2 separate regions of the Homo sapiens genome follow, and region 1 is linked to region 2. The links are chromatin loops, found by intact Hi-C in ENCODE. Cell type or tissue: PC-3. All regions are shown on one strand. Links, peaks and the distances in the headings refer to the core of each region. The heading gives the core; the rest is flanking DNA. Region 1 overlaps HS6ST3 (heparan sulfate 6-O-sulfotransferase 3). Region 2 overlaps HS6ST3 (heparan sulfate 6-O-sulfotransferase 3).

What was found. Peaks named below come from ENCODE experiments on the same cell type or tissue, not always from the same donor. Only the 100,000 strongest peaks of a DNase experiment are listed, where the experiment ranks them.
Region 1: a loop joins it to region 2, with 6 times the contacts of the local background. A loop is called at or near these places in 1 of 110 quality-filtered maps.

What each region holds. Positions count from the first base shown.
Region 1 is chr13:96,662,837-96,678,248 of GRCh38, forward strand. The region is part of intron 1 of HS6ST3 (heparan sulfate 6-O-sulfotransferase 3); the gene reads left to right. Among named protein-coding and RNA genes, the nearest start is that of MIR4501, 240 kb to the left of the region's middle. RefSeq lists a silencer at 5,666-5,866. In PC-3, for the core only: no CTCF peak of the experiment used is centred there; DNase peaks (open chromatin) are centred at 8,475 and 9,375; H3K27ac peaks cover 1,677 bases.
Region 2 is chr13:96,772,861-96,788,272 of GRCh38, forward strand. All of the region lies in intron 1 of HS6ST3 (heparan sulfate 6-O-sulfotransferase 3), which reads left to right. Among named protein-coding and RNA genes, the nearest start is that of LINC00359, 200 kb to the right of the region's middle. In PC-3, for the core only: no CTCF peak of the experiment used is centred there; a DNase peak (open chromatin) is centred at 8,491; H3K27ac peaks cover 371 bases.

The DNA.
Region 1 (15,412 bases), core at 7,225-9,724, 110 kb before region 2:
TCTTCTGTCAGCAAGTTTTGTGTTGGGTTGTGCAGTTCAACCTCCAGGCCAGTAGTTGGTGCTTATGGATAATAGCCAGCAATGGTAGAAGCAGATGGGTGTGTGCTTGATTTTTGTTTGTTGGGAGGTGCTCTCTGTTCTTTCAGGTAGTGGGCTGGTCTGTGGGATGCCTGCTGCCCTAAGTTCCCTGTTTAGCTGGGAGAGGGGACAAAACTGGGAAAAGCTGGACCGCTGTGCTCACCCACAAATACCCCAGTGATGAGTACAGGCACCAGCCCTGACAGGGGTGGCTGGGGGAGCTCCTGGTGAAATGAGCTGAGGCCACTGCAGAGGTCAAGGAGTCTGCACCAGCTTCATGCCCTGGACAGGTGGGGATGTGATCTGTTTCCTTATCACACCCCTGTCCCGGGGATCCTGACTCTCAGTTTAGACTGTTATTTATCTCCAGGCCACAATGTACCTGAGAGCTGTGCAAAACTTCTCTCCCACAGTTCTCCATGGGAAATTTGAGTAAGAATATTTTACCAAAGAAGTCATGCAACTGGCTAATAAGTGCATAATAAAGTACCAAACATCATGAGTCATTAGGGAATGCAAATTAAAGCCACAGTTAGGTGCCATTATATATCCATAAGAATGGCTAAAATCAAATAGATGGAAGACACAGAGTATAGGTAATAACATGGAGAAACTGAAACTATCATCCATTTTTAATGGGAATATGCAATGCTACATCTACTTTGGAAAACATTTTGGCAGTTTCCTAACAAGTTAAATATAACTGTACCACACAGCCCTGTTCCCACTTCTAGGAATTAACACAAGAGAATAGAAATATATGTTTGCACAAAGAATTGCATGTGGATTTTCACAGCAGTATTATTAATCTAATAGTCCAATTCAAACGTCCATCAATTTTAAAATGTGATATATCCATTTAATTAAATGCTCTTTGGCAATAAAAACAAGAAAATACTGATATATAATACAGAATGAGTGAACCACAAAACATTATCCTAAGTGAAAGAAGCCACACAAAATGAACAAATCTCTATATTGTATGATTCCATTTATATAAGATATCCATAAAAGGCATATTTATGGAGCTGGCAGATTAGTGGTTGCCTGGGCTTGGAGGTTGAAGCAAAATTGAGTGCAAACAGGTTTAAGGGAATTTTTTTTTGAGTACTGAAAATGGTCTAAAATTGCTTTGTGGGGATGGTTGCCAACTCTATAAATTTATTGAGAATCATGTAGTTCTACAAATGCAATAGGTAAATTTTGTGGTGTTATATAAAATTATACATTAATCAAGTTGTATAAAAAGGAAATCTCGGCTTTCTCATCTGTAAAGAAGGGATATATGCAACATAGTGTATGTGTGTATGTGCACCCATGCATGCTGTGTGTATGTAAGAAATAAGATAATTCATAGAAACAGCTTTGCACAGTGCTTGATAGTAACAGTGAGTCAATGTTTCAGTGTTTGTCATTGTTGCCATTATCATCATCATCGTCATCACTGTAATTTTTATATTGAGTTTAACCATATGTCATTTCATCACTCAGACCCCAGTTGCTGTGCTGTGCCATGCAGCAGAAAATACTATCCAAGCCAATATAGATCAAAAACACTGAAACTTCATAGTCTCTAACTTTAGCTGAATATTAATGCTTCCTGGGAGCCCTGTGTCTCTCATTTCTACCTTCTCCAATACTCTACACTCAGGTCTTCAAAACCCCATCTTCCTCCTCTCACTCACTCTGACATGTGAATTTCAACTCCTACTTTACAGAGAATGTAATATAGGTGAGGGGATCTCTTTTGAAAATAATTTCTGCATCTACAACTATCTTTCCATCTTCTTTCCTAAGACAGTATCAGAACTGTTTCTCTTCCTTTTCTTGGGCAGTTCTTACTTCCATGGCCTGATCAAGTTCTCTGACTTTCCCAGGGACTTTACCCCATCTCTTATAATAACTCTACTGTATCTTAAATTTGTCTATTTCTTCTTTTTCTTCTTTAGCATTCTCTCATTAATAAACAAAGGCAGGCTAAGCATGGTGGCTCATGCCTATAATTCCAGAACTTTGGGAGGCCAAGGCAGGAGGATTGCTTGAGTTCAAGAGTCCAAGACCAGCCCGGGCAACATGGTGAAACCGCGTCTCTACAAAAAATACAAAAATTTGCTGGGCATGGTGGTGTATGCCTATAGTCCCAACTACTCAGGAGGCTGAGCTGGGAGGATGGCTTGAGCCCGGGAGGTCAAGGCTGCAGTGAGCTGTGATCATGCCACTCACTCCAGCCTGGGCAATAGAGACCCTGTCTCAAAAAGATAAAATAAATAAATAAATAAACAAGGCCAAAAAGAAGCATTTGCCAACCCAAAGCTTCTTCATTCTTCATTTAGTCATTCATGCATTCATTGATGTATAAGATACATTTCAATTGAATGCCTACATTGTGCCACATACATAGCAATGGAGCTGGAGACATCATGGTGAGTAAGAGAGAAATGGCCCTTGTTCTCATGGTACTTACAGTCTAGTAGTGAAGGAGTACTAAAAATAGGAAAATAACTAACTCATTTTAATTATGCATAAGTATACCAAAGAAAAAATGTCAGAATGCTAAGAGAACATAAAATAGAAGCATTAGGGACAGCTCACTGAAAAAATTATATTTAAATAAATTTTGAAGGATGAATAGAGTTTAGAAGGCAGTTGGAGATTTAGGGTAGAAGAGTGGGAAAAGAATTTCTAGCACAGGGGCAAAAATGTACAAATTTCTTGAAGCTAAACCTATGAAAATAGCTTGGGTTTTGGAATAAACAGGCCTGATTTGAATCGCAGCTCTGCCACTGGCTTTGTGGCATGGTGTGATCATGAGCATTAAGTAATAGAACCCATCTGAAGATCCCAGAGTACAATGGACTCTTATTATCCTACAGGAATAGTTTAATACTTTAAGTCTTGTTATTACTCATGGTAGCTCTAGTTATTATTACCTCAAGTTTTAAAAGTGAAGTCAGAAACTCACAGGACTTGATTGGCCCAAGGACACAGACTAGTAAGTGTTGAGGCAGATTTTAAACTAAGCCTTTTTGAGTAAACTATGTTACCATGATACGAATACATAGTAGGTGCTTGTATTAGTCCATTCTCATGGTGCTAATAAAGACATACCCGAGACTGGGTAATTTATAAAGGAAAAAGGTTTAATTGACTCAGTTCAGCATGACTGGGGAAGCTCAAGAAACTTACAATCATGGAGGAAGGGAAAGCAAACATGTACTTCTTTACATGGTGACAGGAGGAGAAGTGCTGAGCAAAAGGAGAAAAAGCCCCTTATAAAACCATCAGATCTCATGAGAACTCACTCACTATCACAAGAACAACAGCATGGGGGTAAGCCCCACCATGATTCAATTACCTTCCACCAGGTCCCTCTGATGACATGGGGGGATTATAGGGACTACAATTCAAGGCGAGATTTGGGTGCAATCACGGACAAACCATATTAGTGCTCAATATTATTTTTCTTTTCTTCTATCCCTTTATTATTCTCTTCCCTTTGATCTGGTAAGTCTGTCATCAATTCATTAAAATGCATCACATTCATGCTGTTTTTCCTCGTATAACTTTCTTTTCAATATTATTAGATTAAGATTATTATACTATTATACTATAGTAGTATTATGGTTAATTTTTCAATGGCTGAAGATATTTTAATTTTCTCTTTACAATTGCTCTCACTTGATACTTCATTTAGCATATTACAGCAACACGTTGAACTTCGGCTTATTTCTAACATAAACGATATGAACCATAGAAGTATCATCATTTCCACCTCTAACAGGTTGTGAATGTACATTTCTAGATTTTCTGTGTGACCTCATTTTCAAAATTTTACTTCTTTATAAAATAGTTATATTTTATGCCTTCATGAAAATAACTAAATGAAAATAACTCATACAGGTATTGCACCTTGTTTTCAAGATATGCAATTTTTATATAGGAGAGTGAGTCTAGTTTAGTTACTATTTTATGTAACATTTTACATTAATACATTTTAATTGTATAATGTCATCCATGATGAACTATGCCAGTAAATTTGCCCATTTTTTATTATGTAGGATGTCATTTAGTCATGGAATCAAAAATATCTTTCTCATGCTAAGATACAGTCTTTCAAGCCAAGATAAACACCACACGTCCCACTTGTATTTCTTTTATTTATGATACTCATAAAATAGTATGACTACAGATTATACATGGAGTAATTTATATTTTGCTAATGCAAAATTCTATAAATCATATTGAATATGAATTAAAACTACATTTGTAAGGCAATATTAAAACAGAGAAATAGCAGTAAGTAGCAGACAACTTCAGGTAGATTTTCTATTCTCTTAATTTCTAAGTTGTAACGAAATCTTCTGAAAGGGTCAGTATCCAATTAAACTCTTGCATTAAACGTTGAATACAGAATCAGTTGCTTCTTTGCAGAAAATATGCCTTCTGGAAACTTCTATAATGCATGTCAAGTTATAGGATAAAAAAAGCCCATTTGTTATCCTAGTTCAGAAATAATTGCTTGCCATTAGGTTGGTGAGAACGTAAATTTTACTCATTTCTGTCAGCTAGCTTGTCACCTTCCTAAACTCCATCTCCATCTGCCCCTCCAGTGACAAGCTGAATATTATTTAGCCTTCCACCAGAACGATAATGACTCGTAAATGTAAATTTCACTGAAATCACACGTGGGGAAACATTTATTAACTTATTTTTTTAGAAATAGACAAATCTGATGGCTTGATTTTTGTTCAGCAATGTTACATATAAAAAATCTCCCCAAACCCATTTGCTATTCTTGTTAAAATGGTGTAAACATTATTGACTTTTTCCTTTTTTGCAAGAATTATACATGGACTTGGCTGTAAAGCCTTAGACATTACAGTGTCACAGAAGGGGTACTTACTATGCCTTCCTCTAGGATGGGGGAAAGGGGAGTGGAAAAAGCCACCTGCATGTGCCCTTGTGCCAGAATTCTTGTCTGTAAACCCAGAAGCCACATTTTAGCACTACAGTCTATGACTGGAGGGAAAATATTTAATAAAAATAGCTATTTCCAAAGCACCTACTGTTTTTGTTTTTCTCCCTCTAACATTCACCAAGTCCTTACTATCTGCCAAGCTCAGTTTTAAGTAATGTACAAGGGTTAAATCATTTTAATCTTCACAACAGCTCTTTGCAATAGATACTGTTATAATGCCCATTTTGCAGATGAAAAAACTGAGGCACAGAGAGGTCTCTCTCTCTCTCACACACGCATACACACACACACACACACGCACACACACACAGCTGGTGAAGAGTGAAGCCAGAATTTGAACCCTGGCAATCTGGTCTGGTGGAGCTACTGTCTTACAGGCAACATGTTGTAGCTTTTAATGGATTATCTTATTCAGTCATGAGAAAAACCTAAACAGGCAGGATGAGAAAACTGATGCTGAAAAAGGTTAGACAATATTCACGAGGACACACAACTAATGCAACTAATAAGTGGTAAAGTAATGCCTGTCTGATGCTAAAGCACATGCTCAAATGCTTCCTGACATAATAAGACCTGCTGGCTCACCTGCCCATACCCTGTGAGGCAGCTCCCTTCTGCTGAGGGACAAGGCAGGAAAACCTCACAGAGCTACTGTCGCTGCTACATTCTATCCCATTCCTGGCAAAATCTTATTGGAGACAGAAGAACTGGCCAGTGCATATTCACTGCTGTGTCACCCTGGTTCTGGGAAAAGAGGAAGATAAGAGAGGGAGCTGAGCACAGTAGTGCCAACCTTTTTTTTTTTTTTTTTTTTTTTTTTTTTTTTTTTTTTTTGTATCAGGTACATTTGTTGTTATGCACATTCAACCTATTCATCTAGATATTTCAAAAAAAAAAAGGCAACAGTTTTTCTATAAAGATAGGAAATCCTTGCACATTAGTCTTACATTTACCCTTGAGGATAAGAATTCTTGCTGATAAGAAGAGAGCTATAAAATATGGATACCATGTCTCAAGTATTTAAGGATAAAGCGATAAACATGCAGATGGAGCCATTAATGAACATTAATTGCTTTAAATTAGGTTTTATTGTGCAGTGGGTAAATTGGAAAGTACACATTTGCATTGGTAATAGAAAATTAATTTAAATGCTTCAGGAAGCAAAATATCACCTGATGTGCTAAAACCTGTTATTTGTGGTAGACCTAAAAGGAAACTTGAAGGGCACTGTGTATTCAAATAAAATAAAATAAACTAAGCTGGAGGCACACATATTTGTGAGAATCTTCTTAGGTATAAACCCTATATGGATATTGAGTTTGTCTAGGCCAAGAAAGGTCCAGATGGTGACTGGTTTAATGTTACATGTTTACTGCACTGTGTTGCCAGAGAGTGGTGGCACTGTAGTGCACTGTGCAACTGTAAATCTAGGAGTTAGATGGGCCCTCAGGAGGTAACTGGATCCTTCCTTCTCCCTCCAGGAAAGACATGTCTTGAAATCTTTCAGGACAGATTGTTGCCTACCCAAGTGTTCGAAGCACTTGGAGGGAAAATGCTGCACCTTCCTCAATGGCCCATTTTTCTAGCCGGAACCCATCTGAGCTCACATTGAGGAAGGCTTCCTTTAAGTCTCTTCAACAATGGCTTAAACTCATATCTTCTTATTTAATTTCTAAAGAGTTGGTAACCAGGGCATATGCATGGTTTGGTGGTTCTTCAACTTTCCTACTCCTGGATAGAAGTAAACTTTTTTCTTCTCTTTAGTACTTTTTTCTTTTCATTTGATCTTCTTACCATTGTTTTGCTCTGGATCCTGCTGTAGAACAGACAGTGTTTAAAATAGTAAAAATTCTCTAGTAAAAGAACTACGTAATAAAGACCCTCTGTTCTAAGGCTAAAGTGGTAGGAAATTGTCATTATAGTTGCTATATTGACTTAGTTGTGCAGCTGTTTCTTAAGACAGAGGAGAACATGAGTGGGTTTTGAGGAAGAAGAGGAAATTAAGGCTTAAGTAGCCTAAAATACACTGGTGTGGAGTTCAGGAGACAAATAGGGGCTAGAAATTTAAATTTGAGGACCACCAGTTTTTAGATTATTTTTAAAGCCATGAAATTGGATGAGATGACCTAAGGAGTAAATGTAAAAAAGTGAAGTTAATATAAAAAGTGCCTCAGGGCACTTTGACATTTAGAAGTCTGAAAAGAGGGACAACTCAGTAAAGAAGACTAAGAAGGAGCAAGGTCAGAGATAAAAAAGAAAAATTAGAAGCATGTGGCATCCTGGAAACCAAATAAAGAAAATGTTTTCAGAAGATGGGAGTGGCTAGCTGTGTTTAATGCTGCTTAGAGGTTGAGGTTGAGTGAGAGGAGGTTCTCACTGGCCTTGGCAAAAGCATTTTTAGTAGGTAATAGGGACAAAAGTCTGTTTGAGGTAGATTCAAGAGAGAATGGCAGATGAAAAGCAGGGCTAGTGAATATAGACATCTTTTTTGGGAGTTTAATGTAAAGAGGAACAGAGAACAGGGTGAGAGCAGAGGGGATCGTGAGATCAAGAGTAATTTTTTTTAAAGGCATGAGATCTTATAGCAAGAATGTATACTAGCGGGAATAATTCAATAGAAAGGAGAAATGGTGATGCTGGAGAGAAAGGAGGTTCCAGGGAGAGGATGGAATACAAACCACAAGAGTGGTATTGATCCTAGATTCATCCAGGGAGAGTTCATCTATGGTTATTGGTTGGAAGTCAGGTTGTATGAGTACAGATGAAGGTAAGCCTAGAGATTTAATCAAATAAAATATTGAACTGTTCTTTTTATATTTTTGAATTAAATTTTGATTTCCTGGAATGAAATATTTTCTTATACTTTAAGACAAAACATTGGCCCTTGGAAGAGGACCTGTCCTACCAAATGGACAATGACTGGCCAACAGAGATGGAAAATGTTTTGCATCTGTGCAGCCAGAGGTCCTGCAAGTGCTTTCTGCTGGGCAGACACAGCTGTGCTTCTTGGGGGCCTACTGCTGATATTCCCCTCTGGCTGCTCCTTGACCATGTCTCTGATACCTGGGATTAGGTCTCCAGTGCAACCAATGGCAGGCTATGAATTTTAGTAGCTTTAGGGATAGGCTTTACTTTACTGAACACTTAGGGGTAATGAAAGTACACCACTGGAGAGTAACTTACAAATATGACTAGAAGGGACCCCCTCAGCCTAAACCTGACCTCAAGAGAATTTTTGCTACAGCAGCTGCCTACCTGCTTCCACACAGGTTGGAGCCAGCTAGTTCTCCTCATTGTTAGGAATGCTCCAAGTGTCATCAGAGCTTTGTGTACAGGCTTGGATGCCTTTACCCCACCCTCCCAAATTCTTTTGAACCCAAATCAGAAGGAAGTCTCTTCTCCCTTACATATTTCAAAGATGGCTCATTTCCTACACCAGTATTTACCCTCTTCCCAGTGTGATTGAGAGTGGCAATTCCCTTCAACTGAAGTTATGCCCAACTAACTACAAAGATGTATCCTGGATCCATGTCCAGGATTGACCTATGGTAGGACAGTTACCATAAATCAGTTGCCAAGTATATTCATGTGCTAGGGCTACTGTAACGAAGCACCACAGACTGGGTGACTTAAATAACAGACATGTATTTTTCTCACAGCTTTGGAGGCTAGAAACTCAAGATCAGGGTGTTAGCAAGGTTGGTTCCTTCTGAGGGCTGGGAGGAGGATCTGTTCCAGGCCCCTCTCCTTGACTTACAGATGGCCTTCATGTTCTCTTGGTGTTCTCCCTGTGTATGTGCCTGTGTCCAAATTTCCCCCTTTTATAAGGACACTAGTTATATTGAATTAGGGCCTACCCTAATCACCTCATTTTAATTTAATCATCTCTTCAAAGACTCTCCAAATAAGGTCACATTCTGAGGTAGGATGGGTTAAGACCTCAGCATATGAGTTTTGGAAGGGCATGATTCAGTTCCTAACACCGAGTTATGATTTATTCAATCTTAAAAATATATTTTTAACACACTAATACCTAAAAACAAAATAGTGGTTTTAAAAGTTAGAATATTGCATGACATGATGAAATCAATACTCTCCTGCTCCACCAGCTCCATCTGCAATATTTGCTCCCTAACAGTAGCCACATTCAAATATTTATTCTTCTGTCATTTATTCCCATATTTCTAAATACCATGCTCAGACTGCTATTAATTTTCATGATAAATATTCTGCATTGGCTCCAAAGTATGGAATATGAAGATTTTGCTCTCTTGTGTCTTCTTATACACAATACCTGTCCACTCCCAATACAGATGTATTACCAAATGGTTAGTCAATGTTTACTTTATTATGACTATGTATTGTTCACAGCTGATCCACAAGGACATCATATTTCCTTTCTTGTACTATATTTTATTGTATGTACAGCTTAAAATTACTTTGTTACTTTGCTTAATTTTTGTGCCTGTCACTAATTCATCCCCAAACATTCTCCCAATATTTCAAACTCCTGTCAGTATGGTCAAACATAGAAGGTCATCTCAAGAGCCTGCGTGTTTCCTTGGCAACCCCTCTCCAGCAGCCCTCCATCTCCAACCTCAGCTGTGGACTCCAAGACTATTTCATAGTGATATCCTGGAGCTTTCCTTCAGATTCATCCTTTGAAGTCTGTTCATTGCTCTCCTATGTTGGATCCCCCACCTCCTGGATCTCAATCCTTCTTTCTTGGTTGACTCCTTCATTTTGATGGGGGCACATACTCCAACCGCTTCCTGAGAAAGAGGGCATGGGGGATAACTGTTTGAAGACTTGGAATATCTGAATATGACTTTAGTTTACCCTTGTAAATAACTGATAATTCACTTACCTGATAATTCACAATTATGGATGGTAAATCATATTCCCTGAGTATTGTAGAGGCACTCTTTTATCTTCTTCTATCTTTTAGTGTTTCTAATGAGACTCTTGGTTCAGCTTAGACTTTTGACCTTATGAGGGTGTATTCATTTCGTCTGGTTGTTGTAACAAATGACAACACTGGGTGGTTTAAAGCAACAGAAATTTGTTGTCTCATAGTTCTGGAGGCCAGAGCCTGAAATTAGCAACATTGGGCTGAAATCAAGATGTCAACAGGGCCATGCTCCTTCCAGGGGCTCTAGAGGAGAACCCTCTCCTTTCTTTTTCCAGTTTTAGGTAGCTGCCAGCCTTCCTACGCTGGTGGCCATATCACATCAGTCTTCAAGGCCAGCATCTTTAAGTCTCTCTGCTAAACCTTCACATCACTTTCTCCTCTGTGTGTGTTAAATCTTTCTTTGCCTCTCTCATAAGGAGGCTTATGATGGCTCTTAGGGTCCGCCTGATAATCCAGGATAATCTCCTCATTTTGTGATTCTTAACTTAATCACATTTGCAAAGATCCTTTTCCCAATTAAGATAACATTTACAGGTTCTAGAAATTAGGAACCGATATCTTCGGGTAGCTATTATTCAGCCATATATAGGAAGTAAACTGGTATTTCATTCCTTTTAGCTGTTAGAATCTCTTCTCTTTGAAATTTCAAAATGAAGTGTTTAGTCTTCATCAATCATTTTGTTTTGTAGGCAATTAGAGGGCAATTTAATCTATAATTTCATGTTCTTTATTTCAGGGGTATTTTCTTTATTGATTTTTGAACTTAATTCTCCTATATTTTCCCTGTTCTCTTTTTAAAGAATTCCTCTAGTCAGTTGTCGTTTTTCCTGGGTTCTCCTAGGTGGATTCCCTAATTCACTTAAATCTTCTGTTGTGTTTTCTGTTTCTTGAATTTTTTGTTCCAGTTTCTGAGATATTTCTTCAATTTATCTCTTCTAACCCTTCTGCTGATATTAAAATGTTATTATCTAATTTAGTGTTCTTCCTTATGCCATCTCAATTCTTGTTTCACGACCACAGTATTTTTTCATTTCTTAGGCATGATTATTTAAATTAGATTTTGAACTTTCTGTATCATCTTTTTTTCCAAGTACTTTAAAAAATATATTTTTTCCCCTCTTTCTTTCATTTGAGAAGATTGCTTCAAATGTCTGGATATTTGCTTATATTTCACGGTGAGGTGATAAAAACTTAAAAGCCAATCACAATGTGAGTCAGCATTTTTGCTGGGTGATATGGTTTGTATTTGTATCCCTACCCAATCTTGTGTCGAATTGTAATCCCCATTGTTGGAGGAGAATGGGAGGTGACTGGATCATGGGTGTGGCTTCCCCTTGCTGTTTTCATGATACTGAGTGAGTTCTCATGAGATCTGGTTGTTTGTGGAAACGTCTCCTTCCCTTTCTTTCCCCTGCTCCCCCCATGTAAAACAGGCCTGCTTCCCCTTCACCTTCCGCCATGATTGTGTGTTTCCTGAGGCCTCCCAAGCCATGCTTCCTGTACAGCCTGTGGAACCGTGAGCCAATTAAACCTCTTTTCTTTATAAATTATCCAGTCCCAGGAGGTTCTTTATAACAATGCAAGAACAGACTAATACACTGTGAAACCTCCAAAGGTCAATTTCTCCAGTCTTTTTTTGTTTCATATAGGTGGTCCTTCTCAGAGAGGATTTAATCCCCCGGGCTTCTCCTGGGGGTGTGAGCCAGGCTACTAGCACTCTGGGAACAGGGGGAAGTTAAGGGGCTAGGATTCTCCTTCATGAGCCGACTCTCACATCGTCCCTCTATTAGACGTTTCCTCCATGGCCCTCACATGGACTCGTTGTTGTTGAGTTCGCCTCACTGATTCATTCTCAGCAGAAAGTAAATATCCCTTATTCAGCTGGGGGATGCTGGAGACACATGGAACCTCCAGTTCTGAGCCTTTTTGTGATTCTGCAGTGGTCCACTGCTCACTTCTTCATCTAGCCCTATCTCTGTTCCTCCTCCTATGCGTCATACACTTATGTTTCAGCTCTGATTTCAAAAATTGTGTTGATGCCTGTCACTTGCTTTGGTCTCCTCTCACATTCTCAAGAGAAAGATTTTTGTGAGTTTATGCCCTTTTCATCCCTTTACAGTTCTCTCTGTCATGTTTCAGGAGGAGAGATAAATGCATGGCTTTCACTTACTATGTTTAACATTAGTCGGAAATAACAGTAAATGCAGTAGATCATCCATTCCAGCTTTTGCTGTGCTGTGCTCAGTCTAAGTTCAGGCCTGCAAACCTTTATTACAGGAGTCCAGTCTCCACTCCTGATCTTTGAAAAGCTAATGTTTGGACAAGAATGCGAACAGAAACGAAACATAATATACATGCACAAATACACCCACTCTCCCAGTATGAATTATAGTTTTAAGTATAAATTTAATTTTAAAATTTAGATCACCCTAAATCTCTATCTAAACCCAGATTTAGAGAAAATCAAGAACTACATTTTCTGATTTTGAGATGAATATATATATGTGACATATATATTTATATGTGAACATATATGTATGCATGTATATATGTTACATTTAAATATATATTTATGTCATATTTATATATGTCACATTTGTTTATATATGTGTGTTTGTCGCTCAATTTTCAATATAAAAAGATATATTTATTTTTGTTTCATTCAGAAGAAAGAGCATTTGGGTTATTTCATTGAGTGTAGGGCTTCCTCAAGAAACAAATGGGTGGGAATATTGTCATATCTGTGGAATGACAATGTCCTACTGGAGGGTTCTCTCCCAAAGGCATATTGAATTTTACCTTTGGAATCTTCTGCCATTTGGAATAACTGTTTTTCCAGTTTCAAAACAATGTAAGACCCTCTGCATATTGAGTTACATGACAATGTTTTAAGAAAAAGTGTGAGGCAGGAAAGATTATTGTAAGGCAAAAAATGAGGATTGGAGTTGGATTTGGAAATCAGCCTGAGGCAGCTTGAAGTACTGACCTCTCTAGTTTTCACATGGTCTCTCCCTGTGATGTCACTTATTTCTGTATGCCTGCATCCCCCTTTTGATTAACTGTCAACCTACTGTATCCACCAGTAGGATTCCTGGAGTGAGCCAGTCTGTTTGGGTAGCTCTGGATCATTGTCTGATTGGGCAGTGATCTGTGCTCCTGGCCACCCTATAGGGTCAGTCAGCCTAGAGATGAGTTCCCCTCAGGTCACTTGATCATCCTTGGTCCAGTAAGATCCACCCGTGCACAGGCAGCCCAGAACTGCTTCTTGGAACAGGGTCCCTGTTAGTTTGCTAGGGCTGTCATAACAAATCTCCACAGACCAGGTGGCTTAAGCAACAGAAAATCATTTTCTTACAATTCTGGATGCTGGGAGTTTGAGATTAATGTGTCAACAGGGTTGATTTCTTATGAGGCCTCTCTCCTTGGTGTGTAGATGGCCATCGTTCCCTATATCTTCACATGGGGTCTTCTCTCTGTGAGTCTAGATCTGAATTTCCTCTTCTTATAATGAGATACTGGAGGTAAGGACTTCATTGTATGAATTTTGGAAAGACATTATGTAACCCCTAAGAGACTCTATATGGGCAGAGCCACTTGAACCAGAAGTCGAATCTCAGGGTGAAAACACCATCATTGACATACCCAGTACAACGTTCACCTCCATTACAGGTCCAGTAAAGAAACATATATTTACTGAATTAAATGAAATTGAATTATTCGAGATATGAGCCACTTATATCAATTGTAGGTGAGACCAGGCTCAGTATATTTCCCAAATTGCTTAATGATTCACATTCCATCCCAAGAGAAACAGATAAGATTTTCTTTTTCTTGAAGTCCTTATTCCTGGGTTGTAGTAGTCTACCTCAAGGTTTTTGAGGTCTAAGTCATAATTTTCTAAATTATTTATGAACATGTTCCTCAGAAACTACCAGGAAAAGTTGACAAGTCTTATGAAGTCAAGATAAATGACACCTTCTTCTCTCTTTCATCTGTAAGATCCATTACTCTGTCAAAGGAGTAATTTAGATGGCTGTGATTTGTTCCTCAAAAAGTTATTTTGCTTCTTCTAGCATCCTCTCCTTGGGTGTGGTAATCAGCAGGTTTGGAGCTTAGTTGGAAAATCTCACCAAGTGAACTAAAAACAGGAGGAGAGTCAAGGTCATAGTAAGTAGAGAAAAGTTGGCTTTTTAATTTGTCTTTTTTCAAATACTTACTACATAAAGATGTGTGCAGCAAATCTTTGTGGTAGAGCAAGGGTCATCTCTATGAGTGGTTGGGGAAATTTTCAGATTAAGAAAAATTAATTGCTTCAATTGGAACTTAGGTTACATTATATGGGGGCAAAGTACAAGAATGTCTATATTGTCTTTTAAGAGTCAAAGTTATCTGTATTTAATTGGGTTGTTTGGGTTTGTTTGCATTTTGATAAGATAGTTTCTCTGCCAATAAAGATGAAATAAAATGTAAGATAAAAATACATTAAAAGAGCAGGCACACTAGACAGATTTATGTCAATTACATTCTGATTGGCTTTGTATCCTTCCACTTTTTGCCAGCAGATATGGTATCTGGCTAGGTTGAAAGCCTTTCTGTTAATAGGATATGAGTAGGCTGGTCTTCCTACAATGGTCATGTGTATTTCTTGGCATTTTAAATTTAATTTAGGGATGTATATATGTGTACACTTACACATATATATACACATACATATGTTATATATGCATATATGTGTGTGTGTATATGGATGTTTATATGCACACATCTCATACATTTTTTATTTGAGAAAAATTAAAGTGAAAGAAAAGATTAAATATCATTTTTTCTTCCTTAAGCTATATTTCTTGCTTGAAAGATTGACTTTCAGGATATTATTAGTAATGCTGTACCCATGTCGCTCTGCACTCAATTCTTATATTTATCTTATGACATTGTGTAGTAAATATTTGATTACATCTCTTTCTCTCCTCTAGAATTTGCATCATCCTAGACTCAAATAAATCTTATTTAAGATTTAAGCGAATATTGTACTTGGCTAAAATGTTTACTTATTTATTGTTTCATAATGAGTTGTTTAAATTAGAGAAATATTTTTAGAGCTCGGGCCTGTAATATTTGTCAATACCATTTTTAATATGCATGTTCTTAGTCCATTTCATGCTGCTGTAACAGAATACTGCAGACTGGGTAATTTATAATCAATAGAAATGTATTGACTCATGATTCTAGAGGCTGGGAAGTCCAAGATCAAGAGGCTGGCACCTGGTGAGGGTCATCTTGCTGCATTATTCCCTGGCAGAAAGTGGAAGGGCAAAGAGAGGGTAAGCAAAAAAGCAAGAGGGGAATGAACTGGCTTTTAAAATATAAATGTAATAAACTCAGTCTTATGATAACAAACACACTACTACAATAGCAGCATTAATCCATTCATGAACATGGAGCCT
Region 2 (15,412 bases), core at 7,209-9,708:
GTTGAAATTCCTGGCAAGATAGCCGAATAGGAACAGCTCCAGTCTGCAGCTCCCAGCGAGATCAACACAGAAGGTGGGTGATTTCTGCATTTCCCACTGAGGTACCCAGGTCATCTCACTGGGACTGGTTAGACAGTGGGTCCACAGAGGGTGAGCTGAAGTGGGGGAGGGGTGTGTCACCTCACCCAGGAAGTGCAAGAGGTGGGGGAACTCCCTCCCCTAGCCAAGGGAAGCCCTGAGGGACTGTGCCATGAGGAATGGTGCATTCAGGCCCAGAAACTATGCTTTTACCATGGTCTTTGCACCCTGCAGACCAGGAGATTCCTTTGGGTGCTTATGCCACCAGGGCCCTGGGTTTCAAGAACAAAACTGGGTGGCTTGTTGGGCAGACACCAAGCTAGCTGCAGGAGTTTATTTTTTTCATACCCCAGTAGCGCCTGGAATGCCAGTGAGACAGAACCGTTCACTCCACTGGAAAGGGGGCTGAAGCCAGGGAGCCAAGTGGTCTAGCTCAGTGGGCCCCCTATGGAGCCCCCTATGGAGCCCTGCAAGCTAAAATCCACTGGCTTGAAATTCTCGCTGCCAGCACAGCATTCTGAAGTCGACCTGGGACACTCGAGCTTGGTCCGGGGAGAGGCATCCACCATTACTGAGGCTTGAGTAAGCAATTTTCCCCTCACAGTGTAAACAAGGCCACTGGAAAGTTCCAACGGGGCAGAACCCACAGCAGCGCCTCAAAGCTGCTGTAGCCAGACTGCCTCTCTAGATTTCTCCTCTCTGGGCAGGGTATCTCTGAAAGAAAGGCAGCATCCCCAGTCAGGGGCTTATAGATAAAACTCCCACCTCCCTGGGACAGAGCACCTGGGGGAAGGGGCAGCTGTGGGCGCAGCTTCAGCAGACTTAAACATTCCTGCCTGCCAGCTCTGAAGAGAGCAGAGGATCTTCCAGCACAGTGTTCGAGCTCTGCTAAGGGACAGACTGCCTCCTCAAGTGGGTCCCTGACCCCTGTGTCTCCTGACTGGGAGACACCTCCCAGCAGGGGTTGACAGACACCTCATACAGGATAGCTCTGGCTGGCATCTGGCGGATGCCCTTCTGGGATGAAGCTTCCAGAAGAAGGAACAGGCAGCAATCTTTGCTGTTCTGCAGCTTCCTCTGGTGATACCCAGGCAAACAAGGTCTGGAGTGGACCTCCGGCAAACTCCAGCCAATATGCAGAAAAGGGGCCTGACTGTTAGAAGGAAAACTAACAAATAGAAAGGAATAGCATCAACATCATTAAAAAGGACGTCCACACAAAAACCCCATTCAAAGGTCACCAACATCAAAGACCAAAGGTAGATAAATCCATGAAGATGAGGAAAAACCAGCTCAAAAAGTCTGAAAATTCCAAAAACCAAAATGCCTCTTCTCCTCCAAAGGATCACAACTCCTTGCCAGAAAGAGAACAAAACTGGACAGGGAATGAATTTGACAAATTGACAGAAGTAGGCTTCAGAAGGTGGGTAATAACAAACTCCTCCAAGCTAAAAGAGCATGTGTTAACCCAATGCAAGGAAATTAAGAACCTTGAAAAAAGGTTAGAGGAATTGCTAACTAGAATAACCAGTTTAGAGAAGAACATAAATGACTTGATGGAGCTGAAAAACACAGCACGAGAACTTCGTGAAGCATACACAAGTATCAATAACTGAATTGATCAGGCAGAAGAAAGGATATCAGAGATTGAAGATCAACTTAATGAAATCAAGCATGAAGACAAGATTAGAGAAAAAATAATGAAAAGGAATGAACAAAGCCTCCAAGAAATATGGGATTATGTGAAAAGATCAAACCTACGTTTGATTGGGGTACCTGAAAGTGACGGGGAGAATGCAACCAAGTTTGAAAACACTCTTCAGGATATTATCCAGGAGAACTTCCCCAACCTAGAAAGACAGGCCGACATTCAAATTCAGGAAATACAGGGAACACTAAAAAGATACTCCTCAAGAAGAGCAACCCCAAGACACATAATTGTCAGATTCACCAAGGTTGAAATGCAGGAAAAAATGTTAAGGGCAGCCAGAGAGAAAGGTTGGGTTACCCACCAAGGGAAGCCCACCAGACTAACAGTGGATCTCTCTGCAGAAACCCTACATGCCAGAAGAGAGTGGGGGCCAATATTCAACATTCTTAAAGAAAAGAATTTTCAACCCAGAGTTTCATATCCTGCCAAACTAAGCTTCATAAGCGAAGGAGAAATAAAATCCTTTACAGACAAGCAAATGCTGAGAGATTTTGTCACTACCAGGCATGCCTTATAAGAGCTCCTGAAGTAAGCACTAAACATGGAAAGGAAAAACAAGTACCAGCCACTGCAAAAACTTACCAAATTGTAAAGACCATCGAGACTATGAAGGAACTGCATCAACTAATGGATAAAGTAACTGGCTAACATCATAATGACACAATTGAATGCCCACATAACAATATTGACCTTAAATGTAAACAGGTTAAATGCCTCAAGTAAAAGATACAGACTGGCAAATTGGATAACGAGTCAAGATCCATCGGTGTCTGTATTCAGGAGATGCATCTCACGTGCAAAGACACACATAGGCTCAAAATAAAGGGATGGAGGAAGATTTACCAAGCACATGGAAGGCAAAAAAGAAAAAAAAAAAAAGCAGGGGTTGCAATCCTAGTCTCTGATAAAACAGACTTTAAACCAACAAAGATCAAAAAAGACAAATAAAGACATGACATAATGGTAAGGGATCAATACAACAAGAAGGACTATCCTAAATATATATCCACCCAATACAGAAGCACCCAGATTAATAAAGCAAGTTCTTACGTACCTACAAAGAGACTTAGACTCCCACACAATAATAGTGGGAGAACTTAACACCCCACTGTCAATATTAGACAGATCAACGAGACATAAAATTAACAAGGATATTCAGGACTTGAACTCAGCTCTGGACCAAGTGGACCTAATAGACATTTACAGAACTCTTCACCCCAAAATCAAATGAGTATACATTCTTCTCAGCACCACATCGCAATGATTCTAAAATTGACCACATAATTGGAAGTAAAATACTCCTCAGCAAGTGCAAAAGAATGGAAATCATAACAAATAGTCTCTTGGACCACAGTGCAATCAAATTAGAACTCAGGATTAAGAAATTTACTCAAAACTGCACAACTACATGGAAACTGAACAACCTGCTCCTGAATGACTATGGGGTAAATAACGAAATGAAGGCAGAAATAAATAAGTTCTTTGAAACCAACGAGAACAAAGACACAACATACCAGAATCTCTGGGATGCAGCTAAAGTAGTGTTTAGAGGGAATTTTACGGCACTAAATGTCCACAGGAGAAAGCAGAAAGATCTAAAATCAACACCCTAACATCACAATGAAAAGAATCTAGAGAAGCAAAGGCAAACAAATTCAAAAGCTAGCAGAATACAAAAAATAACTAAGATCAGAGCAGAAACAAAGGAGATAGAGACATGAAAAAACCTTCCAAAAATCAGTGAATCCAGGAGCTGGTTTTTTGAAAAGATTAACAAAATAGGTAGACTGCTAGCCAGGCTAACAAAAAAAGGAAAGAGAGACGAGTCAAATAGACACAATAAAAAATGATAAAGGGGATATCACCACTGATCCCACAGAAATACGAACTACCATCAGAGAATACTATAAACACCTCTACATAAATAAACTACAACATGTAGAAGAAATTGATGAATTCCTGGACACATAGACCCTCGCAAGACTAAACCAGGAAGAAGTCGAATCCCTGAATAGAGCAATAACAAGTTCTGAAATTGAGGCAATAATTAATAGCCTAACAACAAAAAAAGCCCAGGACCAGATGGATTCACAGCCAAATTCTACCAGATGTACAAAGAGGAGCTGGTACCATTCCTTCTGAAACTATTCCAAACAATAGAAACAGACAGACTCCTCCCTAACTCATTTTGTGAGACCAGCATCATCCTGATAGAAAAACCTGGCAGAGTCACAACAAAAAAAGAAAATTACAGGCCAATATCCCTTATGAACATTGATGCAAAAATCCTCAGTAAAATACTGGCAAACCAAATCCAGCAGCACATCAAAAAGCTTATCCACCACGATTAAGTTGGCTTCATCCCTGGGATGCAAGGCTGGTTTAACATATGCAAATCAATAAATGTAATCCATCACATAAACAGAACCAATGACAAAAACCACATGATTATCTCAATAGATGCAGAAAAGGCCTTCAATAAAATTCAACACCCCTTCATGCTAAAAACACTCAATAAACTAGGTACTGATGGAACGTATCTCAAAACAATAAGGGCTATTCATGACAAAGCCATAGCCAATAGCATACTGAAGGGGCAAAAGCTGGAAGCATTCCCTCTGAAAACTGGCACAAGACAAGGATGCCCTCTCTCACCACTCCTATTCAACATAGTTTTGGAAGCTTTGGCCAGAGAAAGAAATAAAGCGTATTCAAATAGGAAGAGAGGAAGTCAAATTGTCTCTGTTTGCAGATGACTTGATTGTATATGTAGAAAACTGCATCATCTCAGCCCAAAATCTCCTTAAGCTGATAAGCAACTTCAGCAAAGTCTCAGGATACAAAATCAATGTACAAAAATCACAAGCATTCCTATACACCAATAACGAACAGAGAGCCAAATCATGAGTGAACTCCCATTCACAATTGCTACAAAGCGAATAAAATACCTAGGAATACAACTTACGGGGATGTGAAGGACCTCTTCTAGGAAAACTACAAACCACTGCTCAAGGAAATAAGGAAGGACACAAACAAATGGAAAAACATTCCATGTTCATGGATAGGAAGAATCAATATCATGAAAATGGCGATACTGCCCAAGGTAGTTTATAGATTCAATGCTATCCCCATCAAGTTACCACTGACTTTCTTCACATTATTGGAAAAGACTACTTTAAATTTCATTTGGAACAAAAAAAGAGCTCGTATAGCCAAGACAATCCTAAGCAAAAAGAACAAAGCTGGAGGCATCATGCTACCTGACTTCAAACTATACTACAAGGCGACAGTAACCAAAACAGCATGGTACTGATACCAAAACAGATATATAGACCAATGGAACAGAACAGAGGCCTCAGAAATAATGCCACACATCTACAACCATCTGATCTTTGACAAACCTGACAAAAACAAACAATGGGGAAAGGATTCCCTGTTTAATAAATGGTGTTGGGAAAACTGGACAGCCATATGCAGAAAACTGAAATTCGACCCCTTCCTTACACATTATTCAAAAATTGACTCAAGACGGATTAAAGACTTAAACGTAAGACCTAAAACCATAAAAACCCTAGAAGAAAACCTAGGCAATACCATTCAGGACATAGGACTGGACAAAGACTTCATGATTAAAACACCAAAGGCAATGGCAACAAAAGCCAAAATTGACAAATGGGATCTAATTAAACTAAAGAGCTTCTGCACAGCAAAAGAAACTATCATCAGAGTGAACAGGCAACCTACACAATGGAAGAAAATTTTTGCAATCTATCCACCTGACAAAGGGTTAATATCTGGAATCTACAATGAACTTAAACAAATTTACAAGAAAAAAACAACCCCATCAAAAAGTGGATGAAGGATATGAATAGACACTTCTCAAAAGAAGACATTTATGTGGCCAACAAACATTTGAAAAAAAATCATCATCACTGGTCATTAGAAAAATGCAAATCAAAACCGCAATGGCATACCATCTCACACCAGTTAGAATGGTGATCATTAAAAAGTCAGGAAACAACAGACGGCGGAGAGGATGTGGAGAAACTGGAACCCTTTTACACTGTTGGTGGGAGAGTAAATTAGTTCAACCATTGTGGAAGAAGTGTGGCGATTTGTCAAGGATCTAGAACCAGAAATAGCATTTGACCCAGCAATCCTATTACTGGGTATCTACCCAAAGGATTATAAATCATTGTACTCTAAAGACACATGCACACATATGTTTATTGCAGCACTGTTCACAATAGCAAAGACTTGAAACCAACCCAAATGCCCATCAATGATAGACTGGATAAAGAAAATGTGGCACATATACACCATGGAATACTATGCAGCCTTAAAAAAGGATGAGTTCATGTCCTTTGCAGGGACGTGGATGAAGCTGGAAACCATCATTCTCAGCAAACTAACAGAGAAAAAGAAAACCAAACACTGCATGTTCTCACTCATAAGTGGGAGTTGAGTGATGAGAACACATGGACACAGGGAGGGGAACATCACACACTGGGGCCTATTGATGAGTGGGGGGCTAGGGGAGGGATAGAATTAGTAGAAATACCTAATGTAGATGACGGGTTGATGGGTGCAACAAACTACCATGGCACATGTATACCTATGTAACAAACCTGCAAGTTCTGCACATGTATTCCAGAACTTAAAGTATCAATAATAATAATAATAATAATAATAATAATAATTCCTTCTGTGGGAATGGAACCAGAATTTTTTCCATAGGAATTTGTCCTATGGGAATGGGCTGTTATTGAAATGTTTTGAGATGCTCAACAACTATATGAGAGCTACATTTGAGAAGGATCCTTGTGAATATAGTGCAAAAAATACATTTGAGTTTGGAGGTCATGTGGAGGGAAGACCATGAATTGAGGGATCTGGACATTTTGTGGATGAGTAGCGAGCAGGACATACGTGCCAAGATGATGTGACAGTTGTTGGAAATTCAGAGTCTAAAAAGAGATTCAAGGTGGAAACGTAGAGTGGAGGAGTCCTTCACATGCTGTGCAAAAGTGAAAATGAGGTCAGACCAGTGAACATGGTGAGACAACTCATGGCTCTTTGGCTTTGGGGCTTGTCCCAAGATTAAGCATGTATATTTACTTAAAAAAAAAAAAAAAAACATTGTTCTTATTTATAATGCTTATATTTGGAGGCATTTGCATCTGTGTGACTACCTCACAAAGATCACATTTCAAGTTGAGAGACTGGAAAGAAGTCAAGATAGGTCATAACCTATGACCAGATTGGAATGCTGTTAGTGGAATGTATTGCTGAATGGCATGATTATTTTTAAAAGCCTTGGCTTGATCCTGTCAGTGTGAGTAGAGCAAAGAACTAGGACAAGGTAATTAGAAAGCAGAGTGAGCAGAGGGCATGGAGGAGATGGATCTCAGTGGCAGACCTGGAACACAGTTCCTAAGGCAAGGCTCAGAACTGGATTTGTAAACAGAACTGGGAGAGAGGGGAAGTACCAAAGAAAAAAGTGAACAGGTATCAGAGACTCAGAAGCTGTGAGGGAAGATGGAGAGTAGAGCTGAAGGATCCATGCAGAGAGACTGATGGCACCTATAGAAAGCAGTAGTAAGCACTTTTGGTGTTATGCCAAGTGTTTGCGTCAGCTTAGGTTAGTCGTAGTTTTCGTGTATTAATAGGAACCAGCAGCCTTAGTTGGCCAGCCCAAGTCTTATAAAAAGAGATAAATAGGAGGCAAGGAGCTGGACAAGGCAGTTCTTGACATATTCACTCCAGATAAGACCTCCATATCCTGGGGTAGGGAAGAAGTAATTTCCCTAACATTTTCCCTATTTCCTCCCTTAATCTAGTGCTATAGTTCTTATAGTTCTTAAACTTTGGATTGGGGGCATTTTGAGAATTGAGTGAATGCTAGAGATCCACTCTCCAGACAACTGCAAAGACTCATGTACCCTCAAATATTTCCTATAATTATATGGGTTCACAGACTTCTCTCAGACCTCTGGCTGAGAACACTAGTACAGGATAAGAAGTCAGCTCTCTCTGGAGCACCTTCTAGCTGCTGTTGAGGAGGGCAAGTTAAAGCCTCTGCCTCCTTCTTATATGTGTATAGCAGGCAGAAGATAGAGTGGAATTGAGCTAGTGTCCTCACCTCTTGAGTATTCCTAGCTGCACATGTGTCTATGGACAAGCTGGTCTGGCAGAAGGACATTCTTACTGGGAAGTGTGAGGAAGGATAAATTTGCAGCCCAATCAAACAGCAGCAGCAGCAGCAACACCAATGACAGCTGCCAAGCATCTCAGGCCTATTAAGAGCCAGCAACTAGATTATATACTTTACCTTACTGCATAAACATTATTACACCCAATTTACTGATGTGGAAACTGAGCCTAGAACAGTCCATTTTAATGCATCCAGAGGCAGATAGCTGTGTCTGTCTAACTATGAAGACGCTCATTCTTCCATCTCTCCAATTCCCCCATTTTCCTTGTGGAGATACTCTCTTCTTCCTGCCCTTTACAGAGCAAAAATTAATCTTCACATTTTGGAATTTTCCTATTCCATGTTAGCTGCCAAGCTAAATAGGGCTGCCACTGGCCCATAAAGTGCCTCTGTGTGAATTAGGGAAAGGCACTACACGTCTTCCAAGTGAACACAGCCCTAAGCCAGGGCACGTAGTTGGGTGAGCAAAGCATGAGCTGGCTTTCAGTCCCCTCGCCCCCTTTGGCCAGATGCCCTTGTGAAGTGAACAACCTGCCCAACTCTACATAGCAGGCTTGAGCCAAATTCTTCAAAATGCTATCACAGCTGAAGAGCCAACAACGAAGCTTTGTTCTCAGGAAAAGCTGTAGTGTATTCATGACAGTTCCTCACTGATCTTGATATTCAGTAGCTGTATCTTCTTAAACAAATTGCTCTGGAAGTTTACTCTTTTGAAAAGGCATGTACTATAAAAATGGAAAGATAAAACTCTCAACAGGAAACCAGGGCAGATCATAACTCTGCTGCAGTTCAGCAAATGAAAATATATCAATAATGAGATGAAGCCCAATTCAAAACAACTTATGTTGTCTTTGGGCCTCAAAAATAATCTCTTTCCCATTATTAAGGAAAACGTGAACCTTTTTTTCATTTCTTGTAAATCCAAATCTTGTTTCCAAGAGATGATCATGTTTAGCTAAAATTGCTTCCACTTAGCTATTACAGAGGAATGACAAATACGTTATTGTTGGTGTTTATTGGCATTGTTATTAGTCGGTTGTCAAACCTTGAAGGAAAAATCAGGGACTGAAACCCTGAAAGAGTAATCTTATTTTCATAAATATGTTCCCCCCAAATTATATCATGCCTGACATCCACTTAGCCTTAATATAAACTCCGAGATCTGTTAGGAAAACACATAGAAATGATAAGGCATATTTTGTGATATATTTGCATCTGAAATTATTGTGAACTTTCATGTTTGTATCAGCTGCACTGGTGTTTTTCCAGAGTCTGATGGTTTTCTTCAGAGAACACAATCAATTTACCAATCTAGCCCAGAGGCTGCCCCCCATTTCCTCTGTTTATATACGTTAATCTTAAAGCAAAGAAGGCTGCTGAATTATTTAAGAAACTGAAGGAGGCAAAAATCATCCCAGAGTTAAGGATTACCGATTTTCTCCTTGTTCTCCAAAACAGTCGCCATGAACACATCAGACCAGTGCTAAGTAAGATAACTTTTCTTTGTTCCTAATCGGGTTTGGTTTGGACTCTTTCCTTGCATATGGGTGTGGCTTGTGGGCTGCTAGGTGGTCACTTGCCAGCTCTGAGATTGTGAAAATACTAAGGGGGATTTGGAATTTGGGAGGCTTTATTAAACAAGGATTTGGACTAGAAATGGACAAGTTGTGATACAGGGAAATGGAGCTGGCGGGTTCAGTTGGCAAATGTGATGCTCTTTCATGATCTTAGTGCTGTCCCATTTATTTTGCCCTTAAGTTCCCCGTGCCTGGCTTTTTCATTGCTTATCCTTGCCCTGAGATAAAATTATCCATACTAAGATTGTAGGTTGCCTGTACAAGGAAAAGTTTGATTTTACATAGTCCTTTAACTCCAATGGTGAGCAGAGAGGGAGGAGAACCTTTCTGCCCACCCAGCAGGCCCATTTTAAGGCTCATCTGACATTCACTTAAAATCACTCATTCTGAGTAGAAAGAGGAAAAGCCTCCTCCTCCCAGAAATACCTCAAGTGGGAAATTCTGGATCTGTATTATCATGGGAGGGAAAGAAAATGAGCAGCCGTTATCTGTGGCAAGAAAGATAAACTCTGAGAGGCCAGAAATTCTCATCTATAAGAACAAGCAGAGGCACTGGACCTGAAATAATTCACAAATAAGTTGAGTAAATTATTTTGAACAATGTGATTAAATGAGGGCAAAATAGAGCACATTGTTTGTTCAAGGAACAAAGAGTCTTAGGAACCAAGCATCTTAGGAAGATTCATGAACATGACACAAAAATATAAAAACAGAATTATGGAACTGGCTGAACCCTGACTGTCTCAATGCACTAAGGATGTATGTTAGGGCCATTTCTTTCTTAGGAATACAACAGCTATGACTAATCTTTGAGCTCCTGAACTGGGCTGATTTGTCCCTATATTGCGTTATGACTGCTTTTCTTACTTCTCAATCTATTAGGGCATTTGACAGCCTACAAACTAAACATCAGGAGGCTGGCTGAATTTTTTTTATTTTTATCCAGTGTTTTAGTGTTTCATAACCGCAGAAATCTCTGCTACTTCCTTACCTTGTCTTGATTTTTGTTACTGCTTTAAGTTTCATATTCAAAACAGTTTTTGTTTTTCTCTTAAGAAATTGTGAATCCTACAACTGATTACTGTGGTCCTCTCCCCTCCTCAACTATGGGGCATTAGAAAAATAAAGCTTTTTTTTTTTTTTCTGCCTTATGTAAGGAGGAAAATGTCTTCCAGGGGCTTGGTCATTGACACCCTCATTTATGGACAGGATGGAGCCACTTCAGGTTTGTTAGGCAATTTGAGACAATATAAACCATTTCCTTTTACTGGGGGCTGAGCAATGCAATTTTCAGCCATGAGGACTCTTAGATAGGAAGATAAGATGTGATTCAACAGAGCCCGGAAGTGATGTGATCTTGCATCGTAAGATCACATGAAAGCTGTTATTGATTAGTTTGAAAAGAGAGTGCCTTAAAACCATTATATTTGGTGTGTCATTGATCTTCAGAAACTCTCACGGTGCTGCACCCCAGCACTTCTCAATCAGTTTAATAACAATACCCTGAAGAAAGAAATATTCAGAAGAAAGAGCAGAGGACATGAGGTCCTGGAGGCCTCTCTTGATCTTCATATTTTTGAGCTCTCCCAGCTGTAGCTCTTTGATTCATCACTATTGGGAGATTGGTGGCTGAGGCTGAAATTCACTTCTTGCTGAGAAAAAAAAAAAAAAGGAACTTTGATATAAATAAATAAGTTGCGTGTTTATTTGTATCAATATCTGCTTTATCTCCTTGTGAGAATCTGAGAAGAGATTAATGACAGTAACAAAACCCCTTGAGAAATAAATGACCTACTTGACTGACCTATCTGGCTGAAAGACTGCCTCCAGAAGTGGGGTTGGCAGATGTAGCAATGAAGGGAGGAAGGAGAAAGAATTGCAGCCTGCTCATCAGGAATTGGGTCCTTGAGCTTTATAACTTTTTTTATTTTCATATTTTTATTTTTCTTAGCTGAGAGGTAGAGAACTGGATAAAGTAACATATGCTAATATATATTATTATACCCAAGCACACACACATAGGATGTTGTGGGACAATTTTAGAATAGTGTTCAACAAGAGCATGATAATGTCATCATTATTTTTTGTGAGCAGATAAAATGAGTTGGATTTGCTTAGAAATTAGTGGAGAATAGATTTCTATTTCAAACAACTAATTAGTCAGCTGAAAATATTGTTCAAAATGCATTTTATGGCTCTTATATATTATCCTCAAGGAACTATAAATTAGGTGCCTCAAATTGAACATGCAAACAAGACCCATATCAACTCACTGTATTAGTTAGACTTGACTCTCTAATTCTTTTGTACCTTCTGCCAAGCCCTTCCTCAATGAAGTAATAGAAACAGTGTTCCATGAAATGAAACCCTAAAATGTTCCTCATAAAAATATAACAGGGATTAAATGCTTTTAATGTAAAAATCAGTATTCAAAAAAGTTTCTTAGGCTGGGCACAGTGGCTCACTCCTGCGATCCCAGCACTTTGGAAGGCCAAGGCAGGCAGATCGCTTGAGGTCAGGAGTTCAAGACCAGCCTGGCCAACAGGGTGAAAACCTGTCTCTACGAAAAATACAAAAAATTAGATGAGCATGGTGGCACACACCTATAATCCCAGCTACTAGAGAGACTGAGGTGGGAGAATCCCTTGAACCTGGGAGGCAGAGGTTGTAGTGAACTGAGATCACGCCACTGCACTCCAGCCTGGGCGACAGAGTGAGACCCTGTCTAAAAAAAAAAAAGTTTCTCTTTTGAATTTTGATGATGTGACTCCAAAAAGAGCCTCCTGGCAATTTGTTAGTGACAGAGGCAGTCTGCTAGAGAGATGGATGCTAACCTATGCTAGTGAGAAAGGGTGTGCCTTTGATGAACATGGCTTGATTAGAATCAGAATGTAGAGCAGTAAATGGGTCTCAAAAATAATGAAATCTTTGGCAAATGAAGAAATAACTCAGATCAGTCAAAATCACACTTTAGAGTGCTACAAAACTGAACTATGTGAAATTGGTTCAACCTGATTCTACTGGTCATGATCTCCCAAAATAGCCATTTCACGTGGTTCAACCAAATAGAATCTGAGCTGCCTGTCTCCTGGTCCACTGTTGCAAGTGGGCAAAAGATAGCAGAAACCAAAGGCTTTCATTGTGCCTTGTGCTTGAGTACCTGCCGAGATTCTCCTTCCAAGGTCAGACAGATAAGCGCAGCATGGGCTGGAACAACAACAACAACAACAACACCAAACTGAGGGACTCATGCAAACAGGAAAGCAACAAGAGACATGCATACACACACAAAAAGAGGCAAAGAGATACATGAAAGAAAGGAAGCCCATATTTTATTGAGCACCTACTATGGAACCTGCACAATTCTGGACATACACATATACATAAAATTCTCACAGAAATATTGCTCTGTAAGTAGTGTCTTCACTTCGCATATGCAGAACCTGAAATTCAGAGTTAAAAGCACTTTCTAAAGATGACATTGGTAATATAAACCAGATCATGGCTGCTCCTTTGCTTAAAGAAACAATAATAACAACAAAAACCTATGGCTTTCCATTGCCCTTAAAATCAACTAAACTTTGTGCCATAACCTAGGGGGCTCTACAGGGTGTGACTACTTCACCTCTCTCCTTTCCACCCCTTACAGCACTGCAGCCACATTGCCTCTTCTTTTGTTCCTGGAACACACTGGACCCTTTCTTACTCCGTTCCCTTCCCCTTGCTGCTCTCTGCAACAGAACACTCTTTCGCCAGCCCTTTGCGTGAATGGTTCATTGTCATCCTTCAGATCTCAAATGTCCCATTCTTCTCAGACCCTCTAACTAAAGCAGCACCTACCCCATTCTGCTCCAGTTCCATGTTCATCTCCCTGTTCAGTTCTTGGTAGCACTTACCATGGTCTATAATTACATTTATTTATCTACTCTAGTGCTATCTGCTTTGTGTCTGTTTCCCTCATGAGTTTGTAAATTCCTTAATGTCAAACCATCTGCTTTATTTATCTTTCCCCAGACCCTGGCATACACCTGGCACGTGGTAGGTGTACCGTAAATATTAACTAATAAATGGATATGTTTTGGGGCAAAAATTTAAATTCAGGCTTGCCCCTAAATCATGTATTTCTTCCACTAAATTATAAGGATCTCCTATTGGTGGTTACACAGATCAACAGTTATCTGTATAGGCAAAACGCATTTGCTTGAATAAAAGTTACATACTTGCATGGGAAGGCATTACAAATTTAGGATAATTATACATATGATTGTAAAAGACTTAATTTTTAAATTATTTTTAAATTTTTATATAGTCAAATTGACCTTTTGTGGTGTACAATTCTATGAGTTTTAGCACATGTATGGATTCTTGCAGCAACCTCCACCACTGAGATGCAGAACAGTTCCATAATTCCCAAAATCTCCCTCATGCTACCCTTTTTAATCAAACCTTTGCATCATGCCAATTCTAGGTAACCACTGATCTGTTCTCCATTACTATAGTTTGTCTTTTCAGAATGTCCTAAATTTGGAATCACATAATATGAATCCATTTGAAATGACCTTTTTTCACATAGCATATTTCCCTTGAGGTCCATTCAGTTGTCTGTGTATCTTAATTGTTCTGTGTTATTAATGAGCAACATTCCATTGTATGGATGCCCCACAGTTTGTTTATCTATTCACCTGTTGGGGGAGATTTGGATTGTTTCCAGTTTTTAACAATTATGGGCTGAGTAACTATAAACATTTGTGAACAAGTTTCAGTGTGAACATAAGTTTTCATTTCTCTGGGGTAAATACCGAGGAGTAGGATGACTGGGTCATGTCATTCCTACCACAGGAGTGATAAATATATGTTTAGCTTATTAAGAAAATGCCAAAGTATTTTTCAGAGTGGCAGTTTTTATTCCTATCAGCAATATATGAAAATTACAGTTGTTTCCCATCCTTCCCAGCATTTGTCATTATCTTTTATGCATGCATGTATGTATGTTTATATATGTATGTATATATGTATTTACTTTAGCCATTCTAATAGATGTATGATAGTATACTATTGTGGTTTCAATTTGCATTTCCTTAATGAGTAATAATGTTGAGATATGTTATATGCTTATTTTCATCTATATATCTTCTTTACTGAAATGTCTGTTCAAATATTTTGCACATTTCTAATTAAGTTGTCATTGCATTTTAAGAGTTCTTTATGTATTTTGTAATCACCTCTTTGAATGATATGTGATTTGCAAATATTTTCTCCCAGACTGTAGCTTGTCAGTTCTTCCTCTTGATAGTGTTGTTCTCAGAGCAAAATGTTCCATTTTGATAAGGTCAAATATATCAATATTTTTATTATGATTTTCTTATGCTTTTGTAAGGACTCTCAGCCTAACTCAAAGTCAGGAAGGTTTTCACTGGTTTTATTCTGTAAATTTCTAGTTTTACATTTTATATTTAGCTTGCTGATCCATTTTTTAGTTAATTTTTATATAAGGAGTCAGGTTTAGGTCAAGGTTTATTTTTTGACCCATGAATGTCCAATTACTCCAACACCATTTGTTGAAGACACTATCATTCCTCCATTTAATTGTTTTTTCACCTTTGTCAAAAATCAGTTGAACATACTTGTGCAGATCTATTTCTGGGTTCTATGTTATGTTTCATTTCTATCCCTTTGCCAGAACCACATAGACTTGGTTACTATAGCTTATAGTAAGCCTTAAAATCAGATAGTGTGAGTCCTCCAACATACATCTCTTTCCAAATTGGTTTTGCTGTGCTTTTTTGCCTCTCTAGTTAAATTTTAGTGGCAACTTACCTATATCTATGAGAC